Regions from separate parts of the Homo sapiens genome. Here region 2 is linked to region 1. A link is an interaction called in ENCODE POLR2A ChIA-PET data of the cell type or tissue named here. Cell type or tissue: PC-3. All regions are shown on one strand. Each heading gives the region's core, and the rest is flanking DNA. Links, peaks and the distances in the headings are about the cores only.

Evidence for each region. ChIA-PET counts read pairs that join two places held together with the same protein. Peaks named below come from ENCODE experiments on the same cell type or tissue, not always from the same donor. Only the 100,000 strongest peaks of a DNase experiment are listed, where the experiment ranks them.
Region 2: POLR2A ChIA-PET joins it to region 1 with 19 read pairs; 3 of 35 experiments call an interaction of 5 or more read pairs at or near these places.

What each region holds. Positions count from the first base shown.
Region 1 is chr6:73,262,559-73,278,784 of GRCh38, reverse strand. It overlaps KHDC1 (KH domain containing 1), which reads left to right and starts at 15,589. Exons shown (of 4, transcript NM_030568.5): 1 at 15,589-16,011. All of the region lies in intron 2 of LOC122539213 (KHDC1-KHDC1L), which reads left to right. C6orf147 (chromosome 6 open reading frame 147) reads left to right here. Exons shown (of 5, transcript NR_027005.4): 4 at 3,229-3,371; 5 at 3,626-4,651. It also overlaps the pseudogene KHDC1-AS1. RefSeq lists an enhancer at 9,635-10,211 and a silencer at 15,476-15,745. In PC-3, for the core only: no CTCF peak of the experiment used is centred there; a DNase peak (open chromatin) is centred at 14,124; H3K4me3 peaks cover 1,171 bases.
Region 2 is chr6:73,358,034-73,374,259 of GRCh38, reverse strand. KHDC3L (KH domain containing 3 like, subcortical maternal complex member) reads right to left here and starts at 11,602. Exons shown (of 3, transcript NM_001017361.3): 1 at 11,362-11,602; 2 at 10,986-11,165; 3 at 10,089-10,704. The coding sequence starts at 11,530. The coding sequence ends at 10,400. OOEP (oocyte expressed protein) reads left to right here and starts at 4,363. Exons shown (of 3, transcript NM_001080507.3): 1 at 4,363-4,657; 2 at 4,875-5,054; 3 at 5,397-5,705. The coding sequence starts at 4,468. The coding sequence ends at 5,476. It overlaps OOEP-AS1 (OOEP antisense RNA 1), which reads right to left and starts at 4,556. Exons shown (of 2, transcript NR_174946.1): 1 at 4,175-4,556. It also overlaps the pseudogene RPL39P3. In PC-3, for the core only: no CTCF peak of the experiment used is centred there; no DNase peak of the experiment used is centred there.

The sequences.
Region 1 (16,226 bases), core at 11,227-16,226:
CTATATGTACTGTGATTTTTCCTATGCATACATACCATGATAAAGTTTAATTTATGTTAGGCACAGTAAGAAATTAACAACAATAAAACAAAAAATTACAACAATATACTGTAATAAAATAAAAATCATAATGCAAAAATTCATAATGAAAAAGTTGAATGGATTTAGTCCCATAAAAACATCAACATTTGTGATACTGAAAAAGTACTATAAATAAAAGTAAAACCAAATGAAAACTGAAATTAAAAATAAAGAGCTAGGGCTAGACTACAGTGGCTCATGCCTGTAATCCCAGCATTCTGGGAGGCCAAGGCAGGAGAATTGTTTGAGGCCAGGAGTTCAAGACCAGCCTGGGCAATGTAGCGAGACCCTGTCTCTAAAAATAAAAAAATAAAAAGTTGTTGTAGACTAGTAAGAAAAAGAAACACATCAATAGAAATATAGGCAAAGGACATGAGAAGGCATTCTGGCCAGGCGCCATGGCTCACGCCTGTAATCCCAGCATTTTGGGAGGCCGAGGTGGGGGGATCACTTGAGGTCAGGAGTTTGAGACCAGCCTGGCCAATGTGGCGGTGAAACTAAAAGTACAAAAAAAAAAAAAAAAAATTGGCCAGGCGTGGTGGCTTGTGCTTGTAATCCTAGCTACTCAGGAGGCTAAGGCAGGAGAATCGCTTGAACCCGGGAGGCGGAGGTCGCAGTGAGCTGAGATCGCACCACCGCACTCCAGCTGGGTGACAGAGCAAGACTCCATTTCAAAAAAAAAAAAAAAAAAAAACACCCGAGAGAGAGAGAGAGAAAGCATCTACAAAAGAAACACAAATGTTTGACAAAGGTATAAAAAGATATTTAACTTCACAAACAGTAAAAACCATAAAACCTGACATATACCAAATGCTAATTTAGTGATTTTTTTTTTTTTTTGAGACACGATCTCCATCATACAGACTATAGCACAGTGGCTGGTGTGATCATGGCTCACTGCAGCCTGAATCCAGGCCCAAGTGATCCTCTTGCCTCTGTCCCACCTACTGCTACCTCTGTAGGTGGGACTATATAGGTACATGCCAACATGCCTGGCTAATTTTTAAGTTTTTTTTATAGAGACAAGGTCTCACTATACTGCCTAGGCTTGTTTTGAACTCCTGGACTCAAGCAATCTTCCTGCCTCGGTCTCCCAAAGTGCTGGGATTACAGATATAAGCAATTGCGCTTGGCCCAAGCGATATTTTAAAGTTTTATACTAACTGATAATGTGTTTTGTCATTTAAGCTACTGAAAATCATGATAAAGAAACATGACAGACTTGTTCTGTTTTTTTTGGAGACAGAGTCTTGCTCTGTCACCCAGGCTGGAGTGCAATGGCACAATCTTGGCTCACTGCAACCTCTGCCTCCTGGGTTCAGGCGATTCTCCTGCCTCAGCCTCCTGAGTAGCTGGGATTATAGGCGCATGCCAACATGCCTGGCTAATTTTTGTATTTTTAGTAGAGATGGGGTTTCACCATGTTGGGTAGGCTGGTCTGGAACTCCTGACCTCAGGTGATCCGCCTGCCTCCACTTCCCAGTCTTGAATTACAGGTGTGAGCCACCGTGCCCGACCAGACTTGTTCTTTTTAACTAACAGTTAAGGAGAATGGAATCAATTTGTCAATGTTTCAACACATGAAAACTTAATTTATAGAGCCTATTTTTTCAAAACTAGCATTAATGAAAGAATAAACAGGAATGTTCTTCCTTATTTACAAAAGTTCCCTGGGACATTAATTATCCTAGCTACACCCACTTAACACAAAAAAATTGAAAAGCTGAACCAACCTTTTGTAATTCTTCACCTTTTTTCTTCATGTGGGAACAAGCAAAGAAAGCTTTCTTGTCAATCGATACCAATTGCTAGGTATATTTTACATTTATTTTTTATTATAACTCATTTTGAATCTTTAAACAAGTCTCTAAAAGTGACTTGTCTAAAAGTGAATATAGAGTACAGAAAACACTTGCTGCCCTTTAGCTACAGGTGCAAAAAAGGAGGATTCAGACAGGGCCTCGGAGGCCAAGGCTACTGGACAGTTTTATCCCACTGCACTGAGGTGTGGATCACAGTTTACAAAGTTGTTTTTTTTGAGATAGGGTCTCCTTCTGACCCCAGGTTGGAGTGAGGTGGTGCAACCACTGCTCACTGCAGCCTTAACCTCCCAAGCTCAAGTGATCTTCCCACCTCAGCCTTCCAATTAGAAGGGGCAACAGGCACATGCTACAAAGCCTGGCTAGTTTTTTTTTTTTTAAATACTTTTCTTTTTTTGAGATGAAGTTTTGCTCTTTCGCCCAGGTTGGAGTGAAGTGGCATGATCTTGGTTCACTGCAACTTCCACACTCTGGGTTCAAGCGATTCTCCTGCCTCAGCCTCCGAAGTAGCTGGGATTACAAGCATGTGCCACCACATCTGGCTAATTTTTGCATTTTTAGTAGAGATGGGGTTTCACCATGTTGGACAGGCTGGTCCTGACCTCTTGACCTCAGGCAATCCACCTGCCTCAGCCTCCCAAAGTGCTAGGATTACAGGCCTGAGCCGCCACACCAGGCCTCTTTTTTTTTAGACAGAATCTCACTCAGTCTGCCGCCCAGGCTGGAGAGCAGTGGCACGATCTCTGCTCACTGCAACCTCCTCCTCCCGGTTCAAGCAATTCTCCTGCCTCAGCCTCCCAAGTAGTTGGGACTACAGATGCGTGCCACCACGCCCAGCTAATTTTTTGTATTTTTAGTAGAGACAGGGTTTCACCATATTGGCCAGGATGGTCTCGAACTCTTGACCTCATGATCCACCCGCCTTGGCCTCCCAAAGTGCTGGGAATACAGGCGTGAGCCACCGCGCCTGGCCCGTCAATCAGCCTTTTGTCATATTTCTGGCACCAGCACCTTCTGGAGATGAGGATCTCAACATTGCCCTCAGAATCTAGCTGTCCCATATGGAGCAGGACCTTGAACTCCTTCTGGAACACCAGGAGGAAGACTCTGCTTGAGCCTGTGTAGAAAGGAAGGTTGAAGTTTTACCAAATGGGGCAAGGCTGGGAGGGGATTGGGGGGAGAGGGGAAAGATGTCACTGGGATGCTGGCCTGCAGGACACTAGATTCTGCCTTAGGTTTCAGGCGGGTGGTTTAGGGTGAGCCAGGGGAGTCAAAAGTGTAGCGCAGTGGTAAAGACACCAGGACACTTACCAAATATCTTTTCCAGGTGACCAGCCACCAAGTAAAGCACTGATGGTTTCAGAATGTGCCTAAACCTGCACCAGTGAGGCAAGTATGCAAAAGGAGTCCCTTTCCGGGATGGACACACTTCCCATAGAGCCGTGTCACCCCGCACAGGGTTGCAACCAGGCTGGGTGCCACTGCCTGCAAACAGACTGGGATCTGTTTTTGTTTTTTTGTTGTTTTGTTTTTAAGACAGAGTTTCGCTCTTGTTGCCCAGGCTGGAGTGCAGTGGTGCGATCTTGGCTGACCACAACCTTCACCTCCTGGGTTCAAGTGATTCTCCTGCCTCAGCCTCCCGAGTAGCTGGGATTATAGGTATGCGCCACCATGCCCAGCTTTTTGTATTTTTAGTAGGGACGGGGTTTCTCCATGTTGGTCAGGCTGGTCTCAAATTCCCAACCTCAGGTGATCTGCCCGCCTGGGCCTCCCAAAGTGTTGGGATTACAGGCATGAGCCACTGCACCCGGCCTCAGACTGGGATCTGAAATTAGAGAGAATCCCTTGTGGACTGGGGACAGGACAAGACTGCTCTAGATTGGCCCATGGTGCCAGGTTAGTTCCTTCTGTAAGCTCCACCTCCTCCAGGGGCACCCGCTAATTGGCTCCCTCAGATCCTGGCTAGCCAGTACAAGGCCTCAGCAGTGCACAGATCCCATCTCCAGCCAGTCCAGGTGGCGCTCGCATGGTAGGGTGCATGAACCTGTGTTGGAGTACAGGCCTTCTTTGCTCCAGTTGTTTCCCAATAATAAATGTTATAAAATTATCAAAGGCACTGTATTAGTCTGTTATGCTGCTACACGAGACTGGGTACCTTACAAAGAAAAGAGGTTTAATTGACTCACAGTTCCACATTGCTGCGGAGACCTCAGGAAACTTACAATCATGGCGGAAGGCACCTTTTCACAAGGTGGTAGGAGAATGAATGAGCGCCAGTAGGGGAAATGCCAGACGCTTATAAAACCATCAGATGTCGTGAGAGTCACTCATCACGAGAACAGCATGGGGGAAACTGCCCCCATGATCCGATTACTTCCACCTGGTCTTGCCCTTTACATGTGGGGATTATTACAATTCAAGGTGAGATCTGGGTGGGGACACAGAGCCAAACCATATAAGGCACACTGCTCACCAACATTAGGTAGAGTTCATACATTTCTTTCTCTCAGCAATGGACAATGGATACATTAGAATGAGGATGATTGCTGCAATGCTAACCAGCTAATAAATAGAAGTGGACTGGGATGAGAGTCCAGGCAATTGCCTAATGAGCCCCGCTATACATATTTGCAAAAATGTAGAATGATGCCATTCTTTTTTGTTTTGGCAAATAGTTATTTTTCATTAAAAATGTAATGTTATGTTAATATTGGATAAAAATTGATTTAATAAAAATGTTATAACATGTAGTGGCTATTATTGTCATTTTGTTTTTTTAGAGAAAGGGTCTCACTCTGTCACCCAGGCTGGTATGCAGTGGCTCCATTGTATTTCACTGTAGCCTCAAACTCCCGAAATTCAAGCAATCTTCCCAAGTAGCTGGGACTACAGGTATGTGCCACCACACCTGGTTAACTTTTTATTTTTTATGGAGATGCAGTTTCATTAGGTTGCTCAGGCTGGTCTCCACTCTTGGCTTCAAGTGATCCTCCCACCTTTGCCTCCCAAAGTGTTAGGATTATAGGTGTGAACCATTGTGCCTGGCTTATTTTTTTATTTTTTCTAAGACAGAGTATTACCCTGTTGCCCAGTCTGGAGGGCAGTGGCGTGATCTCGGCTCACTGCAAGCTCCACCTCCCGGGTTCACGCCATTCTCCTGCCTCCTCAGCCTCCCGAGTTGCTGGGACTACAGGCGCCTGCCACCACGCCCGGCTAATTTTTTGTATTTTTAGTAGAGACGGGGTTTCACCGTGTTAGCCAGGATGGTCTCGATCTCCTGACCTCATGATCTGCTTACCTTGGCCTCCCAAAGTGCTGGGACTACAGGCGTGAGCCACTGCGCCCGGCCCGTGCCTGGCTTATTACTATTATTTTAAAATGAATAAATAAAATAACATTTTAAAATGTCAATTTTAGGCTGGGAGTGGTTGCTCATGCCTATAATTCCAGCACTTTGGGAGGCCGAGGCGGGGGGATCACTTCAGGTCAGGAGTTCGAGACCAGCCTGGCCAACATGGTGAAACCCTATCTCTACTGAAAATACAAAAATTAGCTGGGCGTTGTGGCACGTGCCTGTAATCCCAGCTACTTGGGAGGCTGAGACAGGAGAATTGCTTGAACCCAGGAGGCGAAGGTTGCAGTGAGCCGAGATCACGCCATTGCACTCCAGCCTGGGCAACAGAGAGAGACTCCGTCTCAAAAACAAACAAACAAACAAACAAAAAAGCTGGGCGCGGTGGCTCACGCCTGTAATCCCAGCACTTTGGGAGGCCGAGGTGGGCGGATCACCTGAGGTCAAGAGTTCGCCACCAGCCTGGCCAACATGGTGAAACCCCATCTCTACTAAAAATACAAAAATTAGCCAGGCGTGGTGGCACGTGCCTATAATGCCAGCTACTTGGGAGGCTGAGGCAGGAGAATCACTTGAACCTGGGAGGTGGAGGTTGCAGTGAGCCAAGATCACCCCATTGCACTCCAGCCTGGGTGACAGAGTGAGACTCCATCTCCAAAAAAAAAAAAAGAAAAAGAAAAGAAAAGAAAAGAAAAAATTATCCAGCCCAGGCCCTAAAATATAAAGATCTCTCCCTGTTTTTTTCTTTTCCCCCCCGGGATGGAGTCTTGCTCTGTCACCCAGGCTGGAGTGCAGTGGTGCCATCTCGGCTCACTGCAACCTCTGCCTTCTGGGTTCAAGCGATTCTCCTGCCTTAGCCTCCTGAGTAACTGGGATTACAGGCACCCGCCACCAAACCTGGCTAACTTTTTGTATTTTTAGTAGAGACAGGGTCTTACCATGTTGGCTAGGCTGGTCTGGAACTCCGATCTGAAGTGATATGCCCACCTCAGCCTCCCAAAGCGCTGGGATTACGGGTGTGAGCCACCACGTCTGGCCTTCTACCTGGCTTTTTCCTTCTGAGATTGTACTAAGGTTCTGTCAAGATGGTGTAGGAGGGCTGGGCGCGGTGGCTCACGCCTGTAATCCCAGCACTTTGGGAGGCCAGGGTGGGTGGGCGGATCACAAGGTCAGCAGTTCGAGACCAGCTTAGACAACATGGTGAAACCCCGACGTGGTGGCAGGTGCCTGTAGTCCCAGCTACTTGGGAGTGAGGCAGGAGAATAGCTTGAACCTGGGAGGCAGAGATTGCAGTGAGCCGAGATCGCTCCACTGCACTCCAGCGTGGGCGACAGAGCAAGACTCCGTCTCAAAAACAAACAAACAAAAATGATGGTGTAGGAATTCTAATAAACTTAGGTTTGCATGATCAAAAGTTTTTTCTGGTGGACCTTTAGAGACAAATTGTGCTTTTCTATGAGTAGTGTTGTCTGGTGTTGACAGTCAACACTACTCATAGAAAAGCACAATTTGTAACCTTTTTTTTTAAATGGGATTACACTATAAAGAGTTGATTTTTCAGTCCACATCCATATGTACCAAGGACATCCCCATCTGTCAGTACATACTGATCAACCTCAGTCTTCTTATTTTTTTTTGAGATGGAGTCTCACTCTGTTGCCCAGGCTGGAGTGCAGTGGCACGATCTCAGCTCACTGCAACATCTGCCTCCCAGGTTCAAGCGATCCTCCTGCCTCAGCACCCCCTAGTAGCTGGGATTACAGGCATGCGCGGCCATGCCTGGCTAATTCTTGTAGTTTTAGTAGAGAAGGGGTTTCACCATGTTGGCCAGGCTGGTCTTGAACTCCTGACCTCAGGTGATCCACCCACCTCGGCCTCCCATAGTGCTGAGATTACAGGTGTGAGCCACTGCACCCAGCCTAACCTCAGTCTTCTTAATGGCTATTCATTATTACAAGGTAGGAATGCATCATACATGTTTCTTATGCTTTTTTGACTTAGACTCATAATAAAAAATATATTTTACACCAGGCACGGTGGATTACGCCTGTAATCCCAGCACTTTGGGAGGCCAAGGCAGGTGGATCACGAGGTCAGGAGTTCAAGACCAGCCTGGCCAACATAGTGAAACCCTGTGTCTACTAAAAATACAAAATTAGCCAGGTGTGGTGACGGGTGCCTGTAATCCCAGCTACTGAGGAGGCTGAGGCAGAAAATCACTTGGACCCAGAGGGCGGAGGTGGTTGCAGTGAGCTGAGATTGTGCCACTGCACTCCAGCCTGGGCGTCAGAGTGAGATTCTGTCCCCCCCAACAACAACAACAAAAAAAAACCAAAACATTTTACATCATGTCTATATATTTCAAAAAGAAATTAATAGACTTTGCTACATTCTTTTATATTATAAAGGGTATTGATTGTGACCGACTAAGCTAATTTCACCATTCTCTAATGGGTGACAACTTGCAGTCTGAAAAACACTGCCATCATTTACTAATTAACGATGAAAATATTAACAGAATGTACAAAGAAAAAGAGCAACAGGCCGGGCGCGGTGGCTCACGCTTGTAATCCCAGCACTTTGAGAGGCCGATGTGGGTGGATCATGAGGTCAGGAGATCGAGACCAGCCTGGCCAAGATGGTAAAACCCCGTCTCTACTAAAAATACAAAAAATTAGCCAGGCGTGGTGGCACGCGCCTGTAGTCCCAGCTACTCGGGAGGCTGAGGCAGGAGAATCACTTGAACCTGGGAGGTGGAGGTTGCAGTGAGCTGAGATCACGCCACTGCACTCTAGCCTGGGCGACAAGAGCAAAACTCGATTTCAGAAAAAAAAAAAAGAAAAAATAGAAACAAAAACTTTTCCACTATAGGATCAATTCCTTCAGGACACTAAGTGAAGAGGGTGTTGATATATATTGTCAACTGGGTGTAGTGGGTTAAATTGAATACCTCAAAAAGATATGTCCAAGTTCTAATTCCTGATACTTGTGAATGTGGACTTACCTGGAAATAAGGTCTTTGCAGATGTAATTATTATTTTTCTGTTTTTCTTATTTTTTTGGAATGGAGTCCCGCTCTGTTGCCCAGGTTGGAGTGTAGTCGCAAAATCTCAGCTCACTGCAACCTCTGCCTCCTGGGTTAAACCATGTAAAAATTTTAAAATGATTCCTAAACTACAAACTCTACAAAAAACAGGCATGAAAAAGGCTTAGTCCTATCTGCGTACTAAATAGTACAATACTTCAATAAATAAAAGGCTGCAGTTTTATTAATGCATGAAAAGACCAATCAATGAAATAGAACAGAAAACCAAAAATACACCCACATATATGCATAGAAATTTAATATTTAATAAAGGGTACAATTCAGATTACTGTGGAAAAGGCGGATTACTCAATCAAGGATTGAATTACCATTGGAATAAACAGGTTATAACCTATTAAAAACCCATTTGAGGCCAGGTGCAATAGGTCACACCTGTAATCCCAGCACTTTGGGAGGCCAAGGAGGGAGGATCACTTGAGCCAAGGAGCTTGAGATCAGCCTGGGCAAGATGGTGAGACCTTGTCTCCACAAAAATAAAAACAATTAAAAAATTGGCCAGGCATAGTGGTCCATGCCTGTAGTCCCAGCTGCTCAGGAGACTGAGGTGGGAAGATAACTGGAGTCCAGGAATTTGAGGCTGCAGTGAGCTATGATCACACCACTGCACTCCAGCCTGGGTGGCAGAGTGAGGCTCTGTCTCCAACAACAACAACAACAACAAACAGTAAAATTAGACTTAAATAGGTAAAATAATAAAAATAATAAAAATTCATTTGAACTATACCTAACAACCTAAATCGAATCACACCTCAGGAACATCAAACATTTAAATGTAAAAAAGAAAACTCAAACCATACCACAGGAAACCATTAGCAAATATTTTATAGTCATGGAATAAGGAGGGCATTCGTAAGAATGAAACAAAATCCACAAACAATAAGCATAAAAAGATTCAGGCTGGGCACAGTGACTCATGCCTGTAATCCCAGCACTTTGGGAGGCCCAGGCGGGCAGATCACGTGAGGTTGGGAGTTTGAGACCCGCCTGACTGAGAGGTGACAGCGTGCTGGCAGTCCTCACAGCCCTCGCTCGCTGTCCGCGCCTCCTCTGCCTGGGCTCCCACTTTGGCGGCACTTGAGGAGCCCTTCGGCCCACCGCTGCACTGTGGGAGCCCCTTTCTGGGCTGGCCAAGGCCAGAGCCGGCTCCCTCAGCTTGCAGGGAGGTGTGGAGGGAGAGGCGCGAGCGGGAACCGGGGCTGTGCGCGGTGCTTGCAGGCCAGCTGGAGTTCCGGGTGGGCATGGGCTTGGTGGCCCCATACTCGGAGCAGCCGGCCGGCCCTGCTGGCCCCGGGCAATGAGGGGCTTAGCACCCGGGCCAGCGGCTGCGGAGGGTGTACTGGGTCCCCCAGCAGTGCCAGTCCACCGGCGCTGGGCTCGATTTCTCACCGAGCCTTAGCTGCCTTCCCACGGGGCAAGGGCTCGGGAACTGCAGCCCGCCATGCCTGAGCCGCCCACCCACTCCACGGGCTCCTGTGCTGCCTGAGCTCCCCGACGAGCACCACCCCCTGCTCCATGGCGCCCAGTCCCATCGACTACCCAAGGGCTGAGGAGTGCGACCGCAGGGCGCGGGACTGGCAGGCACCTCCACCTGCAGCCCTGGTGCAGGATCCACTAGGCGAAGCCAGCTGGGCTCCTGAGTCTAGTGGGGACGTGGAGAGTCTTTATATCTAGCTCAGGGATTGTAAATACACCAATCAGCACCCTGTGTCTAGCTCAGGGTTTGTGAGTGCACCAGTCAACACTCTGTATCTAGCTGCTCTGGTGGGGCCTTGGAGAACCTTTGTATCCACACTCTGTATCTGGTTAATCTAGTGGGGACCCGGAGAACCTTTATGTCTAGCTCAGGGATTGTAAACGCACCATTCAGCGCCCTGTCCAAAACAGACCACTTGGCCCTACCAATCAGCAGGACGTGGGTGGGGCCAGATAAGAGAATAAAAGCAGGCTTCCGGAGCCAGCAGCGGCAACCCGTTGGGGTCCCCTTCCACACCGTGGAAGCTTTGTTCTTTGCTCTTTGCAATAAATCTTGCTGCTGCTTACTCTTTGGGGCCACACTGCTTTTATGAGCTGTAACACTCACCGCGAAAGTCTGCAGCTTCACTCCTGAAGCCAGCGAGACCACGAGCCCACTGGGAGGAACGAAAAACTCCAGATGCGCCGCCTTAAGAGCTGTAACACACTCACCGTGAAGGTCTGCAGCTTCAGTCCTGAGCCAGGGAGACTACGAACCCACCAGAAGGAAGAAACTCCGAACACATCCAAACATAAGAAGGAACAAACTCCAGATGTGCCACCTTAAGAGCTGTAACACTCACCGTGAGGGTCCGCGCTTCATTCTCGAAGTCAGTGAGACCAAGAACCCATCAATTCCGGACACATGACCAACATGGAGAAAAACCCCGTCTCTACTAAAAATACAAAATTAGCTGGGCATGGTGGCGTGTGCCTGTAATCCCAGCTACTCGGGGGGTTGAGGCAGGAGAATTGCTTGAACCCAGGAGGCGGATGTTGCAGTGAGCTGAGATTGTGCCATCGCACTCCAGGCTGGGCAACAAGAACGAAACTCCATCTCAGAAAAAAAAAAAGGCTGAATAATATTCCGTTGTATGTCTAAATCATATTTTGTTTATCCATTCATCTGCTCATCAATTCTTGGGTTGGTTCCACATTTTGGCCACTGTGAATAATGCTATTATAAATACTGGCATCCAAGTATCTGCACTTATTTCAGTCTCTGCTTTCAATTCTTTTGAATATATACCTAAAAATGGAATTGCTGGGTCATAAGGTAATTCTCTAACTTTCTGAGGACAAATTAAACTGTTTTCCACAGTGGCTGCACCATTTTATATTCCTACCAGTAATAACAAGGGTTCAAATTTCTCAATATCTTTGCCAACAATTTTGTCTTTTCCATTTTTTCTTTTCTTTTTTCTTTTTTTTGAGATGGAGTCTTCCTCTGTCACCCAGTCTGGAGTGCAGTGGCGTGATCTCAGCTCACTCCAACCTCTATCTCCCAGGTTCAAGCAATTCTCGTGCCTCAGCCTCCCAAGTAGCTGGGACTACAGGCGCCTGCCACCACAACCAGCTAATTTTTGCATTTTTTTTAGTAGAGATGGGGTTTTGCCATGTTGGCCAGGCTGGTCTTGAACTCCTGACCTTAGGTGATCCACCTGCCTTGGCCTCCTAGAGTGCTGGGATTACAGGCGTAAGCCACTGTGCTTGGCCCCATTTTTTTGATGACAGCCATTCTAATGGGTATGAACTGGTATCTCATTGTGGTTTTGATCTGCATTTCCCTAATGACTAGTGATGTTGAACATCTTTTCATGTTCTTATTGGCCATTTGTATATCGTCTTTGGAGAAATGTCTATTTAAGTCCTTTGCTTATAATTTATTGTTTGAGATAGGGCCTTGCAATGTTGCCCACGCTGGTCTCGAACTTCTGGGCTCAGCAATCCTCCTGCCTCAGCCTCCTGAATAGTAGGGACTATAAGTGTGTGCCAATGCACTTGGCTACTTTATGTTTCAATTGGGTTGTTATCCTGTATATTAATCTCTTATCAGATACATGATTTGCAAATATTTTTTTCTCATTCTGTGGGTTGTCTTTTCATTCTTCTTCATGTTCCTTGATGCACAAAAGTTTATAATTTTGATGAAATCCAATTCATCTTTTTTGTTGTTGTTGCATATGCTTTTGGAGTCATATCTGAGAAATCATTGCCAAATCTAACATCATGAAGCTTTTGCCCTGTGTTTTCTTCTAACAGTTTTACATTTAGGTCTTTGATCCACTTTAAGTTCTGTATCTGGTATAAGGTAAGGAGGCCAACAACATTCTTTTGTATGTGGGTATCCAGCTTTCCAAGTACCATTTTTTGAAAAGACTGTCCCTCCTCCATCGAATGGTCTTGGCACCCTTGTTGAAACACAGGAGGACTTTAAAGTCAACTCAGATTTCTCAGCTTATTGTCTGGGCTCTTGATAACTGCTTCCTCAGTAAATGACAACATATATCCATGCAGTAGTGCCTATTATATGATAAGGCAAAGACTATTGAGCTAATGAAAGTAAAAAGCTTAGAAGAACACCTGTGGTATGTAGTAAAAAGCTCAACAAATGTTGGTTATTTCATTATTAAGAGTGACATTAGAGTCCAACATCTCCCTTGTTTTCATTAAAGGTTTTAACATATTGCAGAGTTTGTTATATAAGTCAGGCCAAAAGGTACTATACTCTGATCACAACTAATCTTTGGATTTTCCCCCAAGACAGATCCTCATCCACTCCTTTGCTTCTAAGTTTATTTTGCTTCTTATAACAAGTGTTGCACTCAACACCCAAAGATAAACCTTGATCTTAACATATGGCATGCTTTTTGTCAATGCTTTTTGTATGGATACTAAGACCCTTAGGTTGGGTGAGTGTTAGAATGCCATTGCACTGCACTTTAGCCTGGGTAACAAAGCCAGACCTCGTCTCCCCCCAAAAAAAAGAAAAAGAAAAGGGATCTCGCCATGTTGCCCAGGCTGGTCTCAAACTCCTGGTCTCAAGCAATCCTCCCACCTTTGCCTCCCAAAATGTTAGGATTACAGGTATGAGCCACTGCACCCAACCAAAACTTCCACTTCCACTTCACCAAGAAAGTTTCTTTCATTTCAGACTGATTTTCCAAGTGTACTCTAAGAGGGTAACCCTGCCTTTTAGTTGTGTTGATGCCACAACTGTCAGTCTACTTATAAAGTCCAGGATTTAAATGCTAAAGACAAGAGAACCTGAAAAAGGCTTACTCAAACTCCTCTCAGCAAGAGCCCTTAGTCTCCATTCCCACCTTCCTCCAATCCAGCTCACAGTGACCAGTCACGTTACTTTTTTTTTTTTTTTTTTTTTTTTGAGACGGAGTCTCGCTCAGTTGCCCAGGCCAGAGTGCAATGGCACAGTCTTGGCTCACTGCAACTTCCACCTCCCAGGTTCTAGCAATTCTCCTGCCTCAGCCTCCCGAGTAGCTGGGATTACAGGCACCCACCATCATGCCCGACTAATTTCTGTATTTTTGTAGAGATGGGGTTTCACCATGTTGGCCAGGCTGATCTTAAACTCCCGACCTCAGGCAGTGACCTCTTTTCTGTACACCGAATTCCTTCTTCAGTACAGACAGAGTTACTACTTCATTCTTCTCTCAACATTATAATTGTTTTGCGGTTTCTGGGGAGAATTTATCTTACTTATTTCCTTATCTCAAAGGCCTATGCAGAACAGCTAAATAGGTAACTGATGAGAAATATACTACTAGACAAACTCTAACACTCACTCAACCTAAAGGTCTTAGAAATTTGTTCTGTGACATTTTATTGAAACTACACCCTGCATCCAACCAAAAGTAAGGGCTGAATGACTCCTTTTATCCTAGAGTGCACTAGTCTCTGGGGTATACATGCACTCCTCAATCAGTTCTCAGATGATTCTGCCTCTAAGAGCAGCAGAAACTACAGGTAATCATCTCCGGGCTTACTTGAAGTTGTGTGCTCATTCCAAAATCTGCCTTGCTCACTCAAGAGTCCAGGTATCACTGGCCTTCGAGGTCATTAGGCAGCATCCAGTCTTTGAAGCAAACCATTCCAGGTTTTTGACTCTGCTTTCCTGTCAATGTCAGCTAGAGGAACTCTTCTCCCTGCCTTGGCCCTGGCTGGTCCTGGTTCCACTCTGGCTCATTTGCTTCCACACCTGGCCTATGATACCACATGACTAATTCCTTCCTGTGTGCCTCTGGCCCAGGCTTGCCAAAGGAATGCACTCAGAGCAGCTCTACCTATTCCTGTCCATCAGTTGCTGGTTGCGCACTGGCACTGCACATACCTGCTCCACAGAATCTTAAACCTTCAGGACTCTACCTGCTCACAGGTCCTGGGTTCCTACAGGCGTTCTTCATCAAGGGTGGGGCCACAGCTTTGCCCCAAGAGGGCAACCTGCCTCCTTGTTCCTGTACTGGCTTGAGACTCCTAGGCTGTGTCTGAACTAGCTGATAGGCCAGAAGCTTTAGGATGAAAAGAATACTGGAGGAGTCCTCAAAGTTAGAACTTTTATTGGTGTCTGTGTCCCCTCACTCATCTTAGCTATCTTGACCCTTCCCTACTTACCTTAATGATTTCGTGATTTCAATGAAAAAGACGCAACCTAGATAAGATTGCAAGGTCCCATACCTTCCTGGGGGCAGAGTTGACCTCAGACAGGGTCTTGCTTTGTTGCCCAGGCTGGAATGCAGTGGCGTGATCTCAGCTCACAGCAGCCTCAAACTCTCGGGCTCAAGCAATCCTCCCACCTCAGCTTCCCATATAGCTTGGGCTACAGGCGTGCACCACCATGCCCAGCTGATTTTTAAATTTTTTGTAGAGACAAGTTCTCCCTCTGTTGCCCCAGCTGGTTTCGAACTCCTGGGCTCAAGCGATCCTTGCTCTTTGGCCTCCCAAAGTGTTGGGATTACAGGTGTGAGCCACTGTGCCCAGCCCGACCTTTTGTTAATACTCCCATCTAATTGTCCAAACGGACTTGAACAAAAGAATCTTCTTCCCAATACTGCCAGGGAGGGCAAAATTCTTCAAATTCATGTTTGAGGCCATAAACGAACAGGAGTAAAATGGAATCCGCAGGAAGCAATGACAAGAAACCCAAAAACATTCATTTCCCTCCAGCCCAAGTGGCAGATGGGATCTCAAATACACCACGGTGTGATGCGTGACAGGAGGCATCCACTGGGGATGTGGAGCATTTTAAGTGCCCTGCAGAGGGTGGGCCTGGGTCACCCCCCCCCCCACCGCGACACCCCTCCCCAGGCAACATTCCTGGGGAGTCTGGACCTCCCTTGGTGGACCGACACCCGAGGGTCTCTAGGGTTTTTCACCCCATATCGGGGTGAACTGAAGGCATGGGAAGAGGCAGCCCCACAGCCTGGGTCCCCAAAACCCCCTCCGGGCTGAGAGCAAGAGATGCCGCCTGGAGGCCACTCACCAAGCAGCTCCGCTGGCTCAGCAATGGGGGTCGTCCGGGTCTGGGTCATTGCCACTGGCTCGTCCCTCCTCCCACCCTTGCTTCCTGGACTCAAGAGCTGCTGGGCTCTCTGCGCGCCGGCAGTGGGCTCCGCAGGCTGTCTCCTACACAGAGCAGGCGGGAGGAGGGCTCTGGGTTGCTTCCCGCGCCGCAGCCGCGCGCTTCCGGCGGGGTCGCCGCCACTTCCGCTCGAGCGCGCCTCGCGCGGCCGCGGCGCGAGCCGGGACCCCTGGAAGGGTCGGGTGCGCGGCCCAGGAGGTACCGCTGTCTCCTCACAATCGGCCAGGCCTGCAGCCGCTGCCGCCGCTGCCGCCGCCGCCGCCGCCGCCGCCGCCGCCCTACTCAGGGAGTGGCCCAGGCCTGCGGCGCGCCACCCTCACCTCCTTCATTCCTACCGTCAAAGCCCAGCCTTGGCTACCTGACCCCCCTGTGGTCTCGAACTCGGTTAGTCCGGTGAAGGGACAGAGAAGCCTGGGTTCCCGGCGGCATCACTGAGATGCTCAGTCCTGAATTCTGCCCTCCATTAGGATTATCTGCTTTGTGGGATAATTTCCTCATTGGTTGAGTCAGTGAGTTGCGTGTCTGCAAGAGAGCATCCTATCTGGTGGGTCTTCATCTAGATCTTGCACATTTCTTACTAAGTTCATCCTAAGAATATCTTACAGATAAGGAAAGTGAGCTGCAAAGAAGTGTAAAAACAGGGGAAACAGGAGATAGCAGTATAAAGAGAAAAATTAAAACAGATCGTGTGACTTTCCTCTATTGTTAATTGATTTGGGGACATTTTAAACTTATAGAAAGAAAAGAAACACGGGTTTT
Region 2 (16,226 bases), core at 11,227-16,226, 95 kb before region 1:
GGTACTTTTAATGGAGCCCCTTTCCTCCATTAAAAAAATACATAAAATTGTACGTTATCTTTATTTTATTTTTTTAGAGATGGGGTCTCTGTCACCCAGGCTAGAGTGCAGTGGTGCAATCATAGCTCACTGCAGCCTCGACCTTGTGCACTCAGGCTATCCTTCCTCAGCTTCCCGAGTAGCTGGGACTACAGGCGCATGTCACCACAACCAGCTAATTATTTTATTTTTTGTAGAGACAGGTCCTCTCTATGTTGCCCAGGGTGGTCTCAAACTCCTAAGCTCAAGTGATCCTCCCGCCTCAGCCTCCCAGTGATGGGATTACAGGCATGTATATATATTTTAAAAATATATTTAAAAAATATATTTTTGGCAAAGCGCAGTGGCTCAAGGCTATAATCTCAGCACTTTGGGAGGCCGAGGTGGGTAGATCACCTGAGGTCAGGAGTTCGAGACCAGCCTGGACAACATGGTGAAACTCCACCTCTAGTAAAAATACAAAATTAGCTGGGTGTGGTGGTGCATGCCTGTAATCCCAGCTACTTGGGAGGCCTAGGCAGGAGAATCACTTGAACCCAGGAGGCGGAGGTTGCAGTGAGCCAAGATTCGCCATTGCACTCCAGCCTGAGCAAAAGAGCAAAACTCCGTCTCTAAATAAATAAATAAATAAAAAATAATTGCATACTTAAAATCTTCTGGCCCTGGCCAGTTGCAGTGGCTCATGCCTGTAGTCCAACATTTTGGGAGGCCAAGGCAGGAGGACTGCTTGAGCCCAGGAGTTCGAGACCAGCCTGGGCAACATAGGGAGACCTCTGTCTCTACAGTGGGTGTGATGGCATGCACCTGCCTCAGCTACCCAGTGAGCTGAGATCGTGCCACTGCACTCTAGCCTGGGTGACAGAGTGAGACCCTGTCTCAAAAAAGAAAACAAAAGAAGAGAAGGAGCCCTCTTCCTTTCTCCGCCATCGTGGTGTGTTCTTGACTCCGCTGCTCGCCATGTCTTCTCACAAGACTTTCAGGATTAAGCGATTCCTGGCCAAGAAACAAAAGCAAAATCGTCCCATTCCCCAGTGGATTCGGATGAAAACTGGAAATAAAATCAGGTACAACTCCAAAAGGAGACATTGGAGAAGAACCAAGCTGGGTCTATAAGGAATTGCACATGAGATGGCACACATATTTATGCTGTCTGAAGGTCACGATCATGTTACCATATCAAGCTGAAAATGTCACCACTATCTGGAGATTTCGACGTGTTTTCCTCTCTGAATCTGTTATGAACACGTTGGTTGGCTGGATTCAGTAATAAATATGTGAGGCCTTTCGTTTTTAAAAAAAAAAAAAAAAAAAAGGAAAGAAAAAGAGAAGGTGAGAAAGAATCTTCCGGCCCTTAAGAGCTCTGTGAAACGTCAGTTTGCTCTGGCCGCTTTCCCATTTTGATCTCGGGCTGGCGTCAGGCCCACTGCAGGATCCCTGGCACCCCAAGAAGCTAACCCAGATGGCGGGAAAAGTGTTCTATTAACCCAGCCAAGTTGGCTCAGTGCATCTCTCCACCTCAGTCTCTGGTGTTGGCTTCCATGCACTCGGGAAAACTGCCCACTTGTCCCCAGGCTTCCAAGGAGGCCCACGTGACTGACTGAGCTCCCAAAAGGTTTTCTTGCACAATAGCCCTCCTGTTTTGGCAGGCTCAGGTGCAAAGGCCTATCGGTCTCCCCAAAGCTGAGAGATGCGAAACCAACACTTGCGAATCAGATTCTGGCCTCTCACTGAGCAGGGAGGTTCTTTCCTCAGGGGAGAGCAGTAATCCCACAGGATCATTTCTTCCTTGAGGAAGAAATAACTGAACTAGCCACTGTTGGGCTACACCTGAGACTGAGTTGTATCTGAGACTAACTGCTTCACGGTGTCCAGCATGCTGGGGATTTATGTGGGGTTTATGGCAGAAGATCCCCACAAGATAATGGGGTGCCATCTTTTCCACACCAGGAAGTGGAATTTGAGAGAAGTTAACTTATTCCTGTGTGGCTCAGATCACCACAGTCCCCCTAAAGAAGCTGTTAAAATTCTATACATGCTGGGTAAAATATTCTTTGTCTACAGTAATGTAAGTGCGTCTCATGATTAGATTAAGGCTTTAATTTTTTTAGGTTTATTTTTAGGGTCTCGCTCTGTCACCCAAGCAGGAGTGCAGTGGTGTGATCATGGCTCACTGCACCCTCAAACCCCTTGGCTTAAGCGATCTGCTAGCCTCCACCTCCTAAAGGGCTGGGATTACAGGCACGAGCCACAATATCTGGCCTTGATTAGGTTAAGGGGTTTTTGTTTGTTTTTTGAGATGGAGTCTCACTCTGTAGCCCAGGCTGGAGTGTAGTGGTGCCATTTTGGCTCACTGCAACCTCTGCCTCTGGGGTTCAAGCAATTCTCCTGCCTCATCCTTTCGAGTAGCTGGGATTGCAGGTAACCACCACACACTGGCCAAATTTTTTTATTTTTATTTTTTTTTATTTTTGAGACAGAGTTTTGCTCTTGTTGTCCAGGCTGGAGTGCAATGGTGTGATCTTGGCTCACGACAACCTCCGCCTCCTGGGTTCAAGTGATTCTCCTGCCTCAGCCTCCTGAGTAGCTGGGATTATAGGCATGCACCACCATGTCCGGCTAATCTTTTGTATTTTTAGTACAGACTAGGTTTCTCCATGTTGGTCAGGCTGGTCTCGAACTCCCGACCTCAGGTGATCTGCCCGCCTCAGCCTCCCAAAGTGCTGGGATTACAGGCATGAGTGACCGTGTCTGGCCCACACCCATCTAATTTTTGTATTTTTAGTAGAGACCGGTTTTCTCCATGTTGGTCAGGCTGGTCTCAAACTCCTGACCTCAAGTGATCCTCCTGCCTTGGCCTCCCGAAGTGCTGGGATTATAGGCATGAGCCACCTTGCCTGGCCAGGTTAAGGTTTTAAATGTTTATTGCATCAGAGCCATAGCTAAATCTTGTTTTCCTGTAAGTATGCCCTGCACACCTGATAGTCAAGTTTTCTCAGAAACCATTGAGGGTGAGAGGGGGTGGGATCAGGGGCAGAAAACTGGAACCTCCACACAGTCCTAGATGATCATGTGGAGTCTGGAACATGCTTTTCACTATTTTGAGTTTTTTCTTCTATGCTGGCTGTGGTGGCTCACGCCTGTAATCCCAGCACTTTGGGAGGCCAAAGTGAGAGGACTGCTTGAGCCTAGGAGTTCAAAACCAGCCTGGCAACATAGTGGGACCCTGTCTCTACAAACAGACAAACAACAACAACAACAAAAAGAGCTGGAAAATAGCTGGGTGTGGTGGCAGGTGCCTGTGGTCTCAGCTACTCAGGAGGCTGAGATGGGAGGGTCGCTTAGGCCTGGGAGGTCGAGGCTTCAGTGAACCGAGATCGTGCCACTGCATTCCAGCCTAGGCAAGAGAGTGAGACCTATCTCAGAAAAATAGAAGTTTTAAAACAAACACATAGTTAATTGTAAGAACGAAATAGTATATTCAGCAGATACTATTCTGAAACAACCAAACAATATTTCTACAAATATAGTAGAAAATGTGTAAGGACATGCATGGGGATGATATATACACACTAGCTTCAGGATGATTTCCTCTGGAGAAGGAAAGGAAAGATGCTTGAGTAATATCTGTTTTAAAAACAGAGGAGTGAGGCAAATGTGGGGAAATGTCAACATCTGTTAAACTCGGGGAGGGTACATGGCCGTGTTATATTACTTTTTTGGATGTGTGAAACCTTTCATAATCCAAATTTTTAATTAAAATTACAAACATTGGGAAAAAATGTCCATCGATAATGGTTGTCTTAGGATACTGGAAATAAAGGAAAATTGTCTAACTTGCTACATGTTCTATAAGACCACCTCTGACGTGTTGTTTAAAACATGACACACTTGCTTGAATGATTTAAAAATGGTAACCATCCGGAGAGTCAGAAGATAACAACAGGGAGCAGAACAGAGAAAACTGACACATTGAACAAGCCTGCCCTGGGTCCGATATACCTATCTTTGGGAGGCAACGATGAAACCTTAACCTAGCCAGCAAAGGTGATTCCCAGTCTATTAATAGAGTCGTCAATTCAAACTCACACTGTTAATCAGCTATAAGGTGGGCAGAGGACTTTCAGGCTAAGCATACCTTACGAGCAGAGATGACGAAGGAGAGCATTGGAGACCCAACAGGAGGCCAAATGAATACTAGTTCAAGGTCAAAGAGGCAATCCCGGCGATTGAAGCAGCGCAGGAAGTGTCCAATGGTGCCGCTATGCCGGGGCGTCGCTTGCACCCGCTCACCCCGACGCGGTGCGAGGCGCCGCCGGAAGGGGCGGAGCGGGTCGAATATGGTAAAAGAGAGCCCGAGCTTCGCGCCTGGGTCTGGAAGAGGTCTTGCGAAAGCCGCCTCGAGCGCGCTCCGCGGCTGCTGGTCCCAGTATGGTCGATGATGCTGGTGCCGCTGAGTCCCAGCGGGGCAAACAGACTCCGGCCCACTCCCTGGAGCAGCTGCGTAGGTTACCACTTCCGCCGCCACAGATTCGCATCCGGCCCTGGTGGTTTCCGGTGCAGGAACTGAGAGACCCTTTGGTGTTCTACCTAGAGGCATGGCTGGCAGACGAGCTCTTTGGTGAGCGACCCCAGGTGTGCTAGTGGGCTGTCCACCTCCAGTCTGAGAGAGGCTTGGCAGAGCAGCTCTCTACAGTCTCTTTCCCAGATTCGCAAGCCAGGAGTGTTGCAGTGATGCCCACCTTCCAGTTCTTCCCTTCCCTGGCCAACATTCCCTTCAAATCCAGCTTCTAACCTGCCACCGTGCAGCCCCTCAGAGTTTTTCCTTACTTGTTTAGGCCCAGACCGAGCCATAATTCCAGAAATGGAGTGGACGAGCCAGGCCCTGCTGACAGTGGACATAGTGGACTCAGGGAACCTAGTCGAAATCACCGTTTTCGGGCGGCCCCGTGTACAGAATCGGGTGAAGAGCATGCTCCTGTGCCTGGCATGGTTTCACCGAGAACATCGTGCCCGAGGTGAGGGTCTTTGAGAACCTGCATGTGGAGGAAGCCACGAGTGACCATACTGGCCTTGCTCGGTTTCCTTCCATCCTCCCTTAACCTTCTCAAAATTTCTTGGTTTCCAGACCCCAGGGAGCTAGCTGTACGAAGTTTGTTGGGAGGGGATCCTGGGGTAGGACCTTGGGAAAGTCAGCAGAGATCTGATAGATTCAGACCCATCACTGCCCAAGTCAGCCTCACCTGGGTTACAGCACTATCGCAGATCTTTCTCTCCTCCCCAACTCCCAGTCACGGAGTAGTTCGAAACAGCAAACACTTGTCCCTGTCCATGGTTAGTATCAACTGCTTCTCTTCCAGCTGAGAAGATGAAACACCTTGAGAAGAACTTGAAGGCCCATGCATCAGACCCCCACTCTCCCCAGGATCCTGTTGCTTAAGACAACATAGTTACTGTTGGGAACATCTTAACTTTCTAACTTTTGCTGCTAAAGTTGAAGAAAAGCAAGTATAGCATTCTTAAATCCCCGTATTCCTTTTTCCTGTGTCTTGATGGATTGTGGTTTATTTTGTTGCAAGAGTGAGTTTGAACTATTCTAATAAAGAAATGGCTATTTTGCCAAAAGCATTAAGATCTTCACACACTTATAATAAAGCAAATTTATAAAAGATTGACTCCCACTCATGTTTTGATATGAAGGGTGGGCAGGTGATAGTTTTGTAGGTTTTTGTTTTTGTTTTTTTTTCCTGAATTCCCATCATTTTGAAACTCCTAATCCTTTTATGATTTTCTGGTCAGAGAGAGGCCCTCACCCACAGGGAGCGGATATGCAGGGGCAGATAACCTCACAAATGGTGATCTGTTTTGTTTTTACATAATTGGTCCTCAAACTTTAAAGCTTGTAAGAAATCACCTTGGGAGCTTGTTAAAACACAATTTCCTTGGCTCCTTCTCCAGAGAATTCTGATTCAGTACTTTTGGGGTGGGGCTTAAAATTTCATTTCTGATGAGCTCACACATACTACTAAAGCAGCTTATCTGAGGCTCTCACTTTGAAGCTGGTAATTGATCCCCCGAAGAGCACCAGCTGTGCGTTTTCCTGGAGTGGGGCATCCATTGGGCAGAGGATGACGTTGCAAGAAGCAAGCCTGGGCGGTCAGCGTTCATTAATGGTAGTTTTCGATTTACCACGGAAGAGCAGGGTTCCCAGGCACCTTGGCTCGTGGATGGCGCCCTGCCTTGGAGCCGGCTGTCTACCTTTTTCTACAAGGCGAGGCTGCACGGGTGTCCGGCATGGGCCAGGTTGTTTTTCCACTACGTGTTGTACTGAAATTACCAATCTCTGCAAAACAGCTCCTATCCTTGCCGCCCCACTTTCTGGAAGTAGAATTTTTGGGGCGAAAGGTGCCAAAAGCCCTGTGGGTTCAAGCACAGTTTGGATTGGTTTGACTCATGGAATTTATTCACTCCTTGGCAATAAAGTATTCTAGCCTTTTGCAAGCGTTTTAAACTCACAAGTCTCTTTAATTGTGCTTTTTTGATTAGAGGTGATGTTGAATATTTTCTTTGTTTCAGTTTTACATTTTTCTTTATTCATTCCTTTTTTTTTTTTTTTTTTTTTTTGAGATGGAGTCGCTCTGTCCCCCAGGCTGGGGTGCAGTGGCGCAATCTCGGCTCACTGTACGCTCCGCCTCCCAGGTTCACCCCATTCTCCTGCCTCAGCCTCCCGAGTAGCTGGGACTGCAGGCGCCCGCCACCATGCCCGGCTAATTTTTTTTTTGTATTTTAGTAGAGACGGGGTTTCATTGTGTTAGCCAGGATGGTCTCCATCTCCTGACCTCGTGATCCGTCCACCTCAGCCTCCCAAAGTGCTGGGATTACAGGCGTGAGCCACCGTGCCCAGCTTTCCTGGTGAGATTTTTATTGTTTATTTTTATTTATTTTTGAGATGGAGTCTCGCTCTGTTACCCAGGCTGGAGTGCAGTGGTGTGATCTCGGCTCACTACAACCTCCGCCTCCCGTATTCAAGCAATTCTTCTGCCTCAGCCTCCCAAGTATCTGGGATTACTGGCATGTGCCAACACACCTGGCTAATTTTCGTATTTTTAGTAGAGACGGGATTTCACTATGTTGCAAGGGTGGTCTCAAACTCCTGACCTCAGGTGATTCTCCTGCCTTGGCCTCCCAAAGTGGTGGGATTAGAGGCGTGAGCCACTGCACCTGGCCCTGGTGGGATTTTTATTTTTATTTATTTATTTTATTTTATTTTTTGAGACAGAGTCTCGCTTTGTCACCCAGGCTGGAGTGCAGTTGCACGATCTTGGCTTACTGCAACCTCCGTCTCCCAGGTTCAAACGATTCTCTTGCCTCAGCCTCCTGAGTAGCTGGGATTACAGGTGCGTGCCACCACGCCCAGCTAATTTTTTGTATTTTTAGTAGAGATGGGGTTTCACCATGTTAGCCAGGATGGTCTCGGTTTCCTGACCTCGTGATCCACCTGCCTCAGCCTCCCAAAGTGCTGGTATTACAGGCGTGAGCCACCGTGCCTGACCCCTGGTGGAATTTTTATAAAACCATTGAACATTTTGGGTTTTTGTTGAGACAGTCTCACTCTGTCACCCAGGCTGGAGTGCAATGGTGCAATCTCGGCTCACCGAAACCTCTGCCTCCCGGGTTCAAGCGATTCTCTTGCCTCAGCCTCCCGAGTAGCTGGGATTACAGGCACCTGCCACCATGCCTGGCTAATTTTTGTATTTTTAGTAGAGAATGGCCATTCTGGTCTCGAACTCGTGCCCTCAACTGATCCACCTGCCTTGGCCTTCCAAAGTGGTGGGATTACAGGCATAAGCCACTGCACCTGGCCCATTAAATATTTTGTTATTGGGGAAAAAGGGGTAAGCTTAAAACTTATTCTAATTTTTCCAAAAATACTGTATGATCCTAAACTCCTTCCATCCTTTGTACACATTAACATATATTGAAGTCCTAATCCCCAGTACCTCAGAATATGACTATATTTGGGCAATATTTGAAATCTTTGACTCTCAAGACTCTTGGCATAGGGCAACCTCTCCTGTTCCTCCATGCTGGGCAGCTGGCTTGGCTTGATGGCATCTATAATTCCAGCATGATATAGAGTTTCCATTTACTGGGTGTTTAGAGAAAGAAGCAGCCATATGAATAGGTGAAACTTAAAGTGTCAGTTCCGGGAAAGATGTTCATAGATATTTTGGATATGAGTTGAAAAGGTTGTGAGGGCCGGACATGGTGGCTCAGGCCTGTATTCCCAGCACTTTGGGAGGCTGAGACAGGTGTTGACCAGCCTGGCCAACATAGTGAAACCCAGTCTCTACTACAAATAAAAAAAATCAGCCAGGTGTGGTGGTGGGCGCCTGTAATTCCAGCTGCTCGGGAGGCTGAGGCAGGAGAATTGCTTAAACCCAGGAGGTGGAGGTTGCAGTGGAATGCCGTTGCATTCCAGCCTGGGTGACAGAGTGAGACTCCATCTCAAAAAAAAAAAAAAAAAAAAAAGAGTAGACTTGCCCTCTTAAATATTAAAACAGTCTATAAAGCTACTTAATTAAAATGGGGGTAGATATCAGAAAAAGTAGAAAAGTTACACATGAACATAAAATAGATTGGTAACACTGAGTTTGGGCAAGGACAGTGAAAACAGCTTGTAAAGGAGAGAACCTGACATTCTGGTAAGGTGGGTATTACACAGAGAAAGACAACATACACATTAAGTTTTAGCTCTGCTCTGATGTAGCCTCATTTGAAACTGATTTTGTGTTGATTTTGAATTTAAAGTGTTCTAAAGTTCTTCTAAAATTAGTCAACTATTTTAATAAAATGATTAGCGGTTAAAAGTTGCTAATAAGTTATTGTAAATTCAGCTTTATGTGGTAATTCCCTTATTGTAAGATACATGATTATTTTAAACTGGAGTGATAATTAGCGGTGACAAAAAGAGTCTGATAGACATTCACCTTATATTTAAAGTTAGCTTTGAACTTTTAAAAATTACTAGTGATTGGCCGGGCGTGGTGGCTCATGCCTGTAATCCCAGCACTTTCGGAGACCCAGGCGGGTGGATCACCTGAAGTCAGATCAGCCTGGCCAACATAGTGAAGCCCCTTCTCTACTAAAAACACAAAAATTAGCTGGGCGTGGTGGCGCGGGCCTGTAGTCCCAGCTACTCGGGAGGCTGAGGCAGGAGAATCGTTTGAACCCAGGAGGCAGAGGTTGTGTTGAGGCGAGATCGAGCCGTTGCACTCCAGCCTGGGCCACAGAGAGAGATTCTGTCTCCAAAATAAAATGAAGATTACCAGTGATTCTTGGTTGGTTAAAAAAAAAAAAAAAAAAAAAAAAAATCCTAATTATAGAATTACTGCGTGCTATTGTTTAATCCTAGCACCCAGCTGTTGGCTTGCATCCTTCTAGATTAATTCGCAGGCTCAGGGACCTGCATCCCAGCGCCCTGACCAAAGCTGTGACCCTAGGGAAGCCAAAGTGTTCTCTGCTGGGGCTTCTCGCTGCCATAGTAACTGAGGAAAGAGTAGCCGATGCCTGTATCTTGCTGGTGTCCACGACCTTCGTGGAAGGTGGGTGACCCAAGCAAGACCTGAAGACTGCAACAGTGCAGCCCAAGAGTGCAGCTCGGGTCTCTTCGTTTCCCCCTTCCCCGATGTCATTTTCCCCAGCTGAGAAAGTGTTCTGTGACAGAGTAGCAATACACCCAGGGCCTTCCAAATCCAGCTGGCCCCCAAGCGACCCAGTTTTCTCATCCCAAGTCACCTTGAGTAGAACGACAGCGGGCTTGGAGAGATTTCCTAGTGGGCCAGAGAGGCTTCTCACCTGTTAAAGCCAGATGCGCGCGGTTAAGGAGTACAAGGGGCACACCGGACCACAGCCGGGGAAGATGGCCACCTCGGGCGGCTAGGAACCACAGGCCCCACCTGCCTCGAGGTAGAGGGCTGCGCAGGGCAGAACTGGGCTGTTGGAGGAATGCGCCTTTCCCTCCCCTCTACCTTCCAAAATACAGACGTTAGGGAAATGCAATTATTTATTAGAACTCAAGTTTGTGTTGGCAACCATTCAACAGAAGGTGTAAAACAAAAACAATCCACATCATCCTTCCTCGCCACCCCAGCTTCCTGGACTTAAGTGAGGCGGGGGGGAGGCGGGGGGCGGGCTTCCACTTTGCAATTCTTTATTAGAACTCAAGTTTGTGTTTGCAACCATGCAACAGAAAGGGTAAAACAAAAAATCCACATCCTCTCCCCAACCCCAGCTTCTGGGCGGAAATACGGGCTTTCACTTTAACCCCTGACTGGCTCTGGCTCCAGGGCCTGAGATGCCTTCATAATCTAGTAACTGGGTCCCGGGCATCCTCGCGAAACCGCTGGGTCACTGCCTTGCTGGCAGCTTCGGGGGATCGCTGGGTCCCCGACTTGTTGGCAGCCTGGAGAGACTGCTGGGTCCCGGCCTCCTGCACCTCCACCGGAGAACCCTGTGTCCCGACCTCCTGGACTTCCACCGAACGCTGGGTCCCGGCCTCCCGGACCTCCACCGAACGCTGCGTCCCGGCCTCCCGGACTTCTATTGAAGACCGCTGGGTCTCGGCCTTCTGAGTGGCGACATCCTGGGCGAGGGCCTTTCCTGAGCCTGGAAGAAGAGCAGTGTGCAGAGGCCACAGCTGTGTCTCTATATCCTCTCCAAAAAAGGACAGTCACCCAAGCGGCCTGCGGGAGTAGGAGCCAGAAATCCCAGAACGAGGGTTCAATTTGGCCTTCTGGATCCGTGGCAGCGAGAACCGCCCCCTCCCCCACCCACCAACCGCAGGCCGACTGGGAGGGCGAGACTGCCGCCCCAGCAGCCAGGAAACCCCAGGATCACTCCTACGGAGCCAGGGTTTGCTCCAGGTAGCCCTATTCCCAGCCCCGTACCTTTCGCCTGGAGCTGGCGGTGATAGTCAGCCAGGTTCATGATCATCTTGATTGTGTCCTCCTGGTAAGAAGGCCTCCCAAATACCAAGATCTCAGCCTCGCCGTTAGGGTCCAATCGATTCACGTGAATCAAGATTTGGGACATACCCTGGACGTGCGGGATGCGTTCTCCGCCCCGGCCTGCGCGGGTAGCAGAGAGGCTGTGAGGGACCGGTGGCTCCCGGGGGTCTTGGGAGGGGAAGGTGGAAGGAGGAGACAGCCAGAGGGCATTGGCTACTGGTGAGGATCGCCCTGGAACGCAGCCAGAATATGTGGGCTGTGGGTATGGGTGGCAGAAAGAAGCCGCATGGGGGCTGCCCCTTCTTGGTCCACTCACCGAAGATCTTTTCCACCAGCCAAACCTCAAGGCGAACTACCTTCGGATTCTTCAGGAACTCAGAGTGGAACCAGGAGAACCGCTTAGGGAGGTGACCGAGCACCTCCACTGGCATTGCTTTTGGCTGCATCAGTTGCACGAGCGTCGGAAACCGCCTGGGAGCGTCCATGCTGCGGCCGGTCCTGCAGGAGACAAGGACACCACAGCAAACCCAAAGGCCGAGCTGGAGCTGGGAGACTAGAACCGCGGTTCTGCCTGGGCCTTATTTCAAGGGCTTTTGGCCAGCCCCTCCTCTCTAGCCGCGCCCTTCTTATTGGGTCCCAGGCCTCGCCTCCGCCTCCAGGAGCCCCGGCTTCTTCCGAGGCCGCCCAAGTGCACCGGTTCCTGGGCTGCTCTTAGAGTGTCCCTTCTGTCAGGAGCAGCCCTTTTCCCAGCGCACCCGGTAGGAGGAACCGGGCTCTGGGCACCAGGAATCCGCTGGTGCCCAGCGGGAGTCTTAACCATGGACTCAGGAAGGCGTGGGCAAGCCCAGTATCTCTCCCAGAGGAAAGAACTAATACTTGCAGAATGAATACTTCATAGGTCCCTCACGCGCTTCTGATCCCTGGCCACTACGTTTCCTCCCTCTGGACCAGGTTTTCAGATTATTCTGTCACTTGCCTGAGACTGCTGAGTACAGAGCAGAATAAGCGCCCGCCTTTTTTCTTTCTTTTTCTTTTTTTTTTCTGTTATAGGGTCTGTGTAGTGAGATTTGCATAGTAAAAAAAAAAAATGGATAGAAAAAAAGTTATGGGGCCTGGCTATGTTGCCCAGGTTGGCTTCGAACTCCAGGGCTCAAAAAAATCCTCCCTCTTTAGCCTCCCCAGTAGTGGGACTATAGCACGCTTTTAATTAATGCAGCCATGAACACACCTAACCACAGATAGTTCTCGTGGTTTGGACACAAGATGAGATTCCTTGAAAATTTTTGACATCTCTATTCTCTTTTTTATTTTTAATTTTTAAAATTTGCTGCAGGGTCTCTCTGTGTCACCCAGGCTAGGGGGCGGTGGTGTGATTATAGCTCACTGCAGCCTCCATCTCCTGGGCTCAAGAGATCCTCCCTCCTCAGCTCCCCCAGTAGCTGGGACTACAAGCTCCCGACACCATGCCCAGTGATGCCTCTGTTCTCTAAATAACACAATTATATTTGTCTCTTTCTTCCTTCCTTTCTTTTTTCCTTTCCCTTTTCCTTTCCTTTCTTTTCCCCTTCCCTTTCTGACAAGGGTTCGTTATGTTGCCCAAGCTGGTCTCAAGCAATCCTTCTGGCCTGGGCAAAATGATAAAACCCTATCCCTACAAAAAATACAAAAATTAGCTGGACTAGGTGGCACGCACCTGTAGTCCCAGCTACTCGGAAGGCTGAGGTGGGACAATCCCTTGATCCCAGAGAGGCTGAGTCTACAGTAAGCAGTGATGGTGCCTCTGCACTCCCCCCTGGGTGACAGAGTGAGACCCTGTCTCAAAAATAATAATAATAATAACTGTTTTAGATGTGTTGCTATAAGACAAATTATAATTTATAATTTATTTTTATTCAGTATTGAAACACTGAAGAGAACTTCAGGTTTGCCACATTAATAGGCCGAATGTATATATTCAGACCATGCCCAACCGGCTGAATATATTTCATATGTAGGAATGATTTAGTAGTTGGGAAATTCTTACTTGCTAATTGAGATGATTAAAGTACTTTGCAAAACAACAAGAAAAAAAAAAACCATTAAAAATGGGGCAAAGCCGGGCACAGTGGCTCACGCCAGGAGTTCTAGACCAGCCTGGCCAACATGGCGAAATCCTGTCTCTATTAAAAATACAAAAATTAGCCGGGCATGGTGACGGGCACCTGTAATCCCAGCTACTCAGGAAGCTGAGGCATGAGAATCGCTTGAACTCCTGAGGCGGAGGTTGCAATGAGCCGATATCAGGCTACTGAACTGCAGCCTGCTGGATAGAGCGAGACTGTCTCCACAAAACAAACAAACAAAACTGGGCAAGGAGCATGAAGAGATATTTCTCAAAAGAAGAAATACAGGCAGCCTACAAACACATGAAAAAATGCTCCGCATCACTAATCAGAAGAGGAATGCAAATTAAAATCACACCGATATACCATCATACACCAGTCACAATGACTTTTATTAAAAACTCAAAAAACAGGGCGGGCATGGTGGCTCATGCCTGTAATCCCAGCACTTTGGGAGGCTGAGACGGGTGGATCACAAGGTCAGGAGTTAAAGACCAGCCTGGCCAACATGGTGAAACCCCATCTGTACTAAAAATACAAAAATTAGCCGGGCGCAGTGGCAGGTGCCTGTAATCCCAGCTACTTGGGAGACTGAGGCGGGAGAATTGCTTGAACTTAGAGGGTGGAGGTTGCAGTGAGCTGAGATTGAGCCACTGCTCGCCAGCCTGGGTGACAGAGTGAGACTCCGTCTCAAAAAAAAAAAAAAAAGTCAAAAAACAGGCCGGGCGTGGTGGCTTACACATGTAATCCCAGCAATTTGGGAGGCCAAGGCGGGCGTATCACCTGAGGTTAGGAGTTCAAGACCAGCCTGGCCAACATGGTGAAACCCCATCTCTACTAAAAATACAAAAATTAGCGAGATGTGGTGGCAGGGGCCTGTAATCCCAGCTACTCGGGAGACTGAGGCAGGAGAATTGCTTGAACCCGGGAGGCAGAGGTTGCAGTGAGCCAAGATCGTGCCATTGCACTCCAGCCTGGAGGACAGAGCAAGACTCTGTCTCGGAAAAAAAAAAAAAAGAAATAAAAAATGTCAAAAAACGACGTAGAAGTCCGGGCACAGTGGCTCACACCTATAATCCCAGCACTTTGGGAGGCCGAGGTAGGCGGATCACGAGGTCAGGAGTTTGAGAGCAGCCTGACTAACATGGCGAAATCCCTTTCTACTAACAACACAAAAATTAGCTGGCCGTGGTGGCTGGCGCCTGTAATCCCAGGTACTCGACAGGCTGAGGCAGGAGAATCGCTTGAACCTGGGAGGCGGAGGTTGCGATGTGCCCAGACTGCGCCATTGCACTCCATCCTGGGCGACGGTGCGAGACTCCCTCTCAACAAAAAAAGAAAAAGAAAAAGAAAAAAGAAAACACACACACACAAACAAAAAAAAAAAAAACAAAAAACGACGGGGCACGGTGGCTCAAGCCTGTAATCCTAGTACTTTGGGAGGCTAGGATTTATATATCTACCACTATCTTTCACCCTCTTCCAACCCAGGTAAGCTGGGACTTAACTATGTGCATCAGACCTAGATCATCTTAAAACAGAGATATGATTTTGTTAGATCAATATTCAGTGTTCGCACTATTACGACTTTGTAAACTATTCATAGTTGTATATACTATGATTTCTTTTCTTGACAAAGTTTTGTTTTTCTAGATATTGATAATGGATTTATTTATTTATTTATTTTTGATGAGACAGCATCTCACTCCGTCACCCAGGCTAGCGTGCAGTGACCCATCATAGTTCACAGCAGCCTCCAACTTCTGGGTTCAAGTGATCTTCCCACCTCAGCTTCCTAAGTAGCTAAGATCACGGGCATGTGCCATCACAACTAATTTGTTTTAATTTTTTTTTTTAGGACAGGCTGGTCTTTTTTTGTTTTTGTTTTTGTCTTTTTTTTTTTGAGATGGAGTCTCGCTGTGTCAACAGGCCGGAGTGCAGTGGTGCAATATCGGCTCACTGCAACCTCCACCTCCTGGGTTCAAGCGATTCTCATGCCTCAGCCTCCCGAGTAGCTGGGATTACAGGCATCCGCCACCAAGCCCAGCTAATTTTTGTATTTTTAATAGAGATGGGGTTTCATCATGTCTCAGTGCCTGCAACATGGCCACTATATGCCCAGGATGGTCTCGAACTCCTGGGCTCAAGCGATTCTCCCACCTTAGCCTCCCAAAGTGTTGGGATTACAGGCATGAGCCACGGAACCCAGCCTTATTTCTTTAATATGTATTTTTTCCCAATCTTCGTGAATATTTACCTTGTATGGTATCTTTTACTTGTGCTAGTAATGCTATTGAAATCAGTATCCTTCTACATGTCATTTCTTACAAGGGGGAGTATAACTATAGGATGAAATTTCAAATGTAGAATTGCTGAGTCAAAGGATCTGTAAATTTCCAATTGATAAGGTATTGCCAAATGGCATCCCTCCGAGGTCGAACCAACCTATATACTCACCAGCCTTGTTGCTAACATTATAATATGATAAACATTGACATTAATTTTGGATAAAAGCAATGCATATGCTTTTAAAAGCAATGCATATGCTTTTAAGTGTTCCACCTTTCTAAAAAGTCATTATTTGGAAATGCAAGTACCGATGGGTGGCAAGCAGAGCCCATGCAATGGCCAGATGTCCTCTAAGACACTTGCTGCAACCCAGACCTACAGCAGAAGTGATCTTTAACATTTGGTTATAAAAATTTTCTCCAGGGCTGGGCGTGGTGGCTCACACCTGCAATCCCAGCACTTTGGGAGGCTGAGGCTGGACGATTGCTTGAGGCTAGGAGTTCTAGACCAGCCTGGGCAATATAGGGAGAGCCTATCTCCATAAAAACTAAAAAATTAGTCATGCATGGTGGCGCATGCCTGTGGTCTCAGCTACTTGGAAGACTGAGGTGGAAGAATCGCTTGAACCAGGGAGGCCAAAGCTGCAGTGAGCCGAGATCACCACACTGTACTCAACCTGGATAACAAAGTGAGACATTGTCTCAAAAACAAACAAATAAATAAATAAATAAATAAATAAATAAATAAAACTTTTTCTTCAAATAATTTGTTGAAATAACTCAAGTCTTCA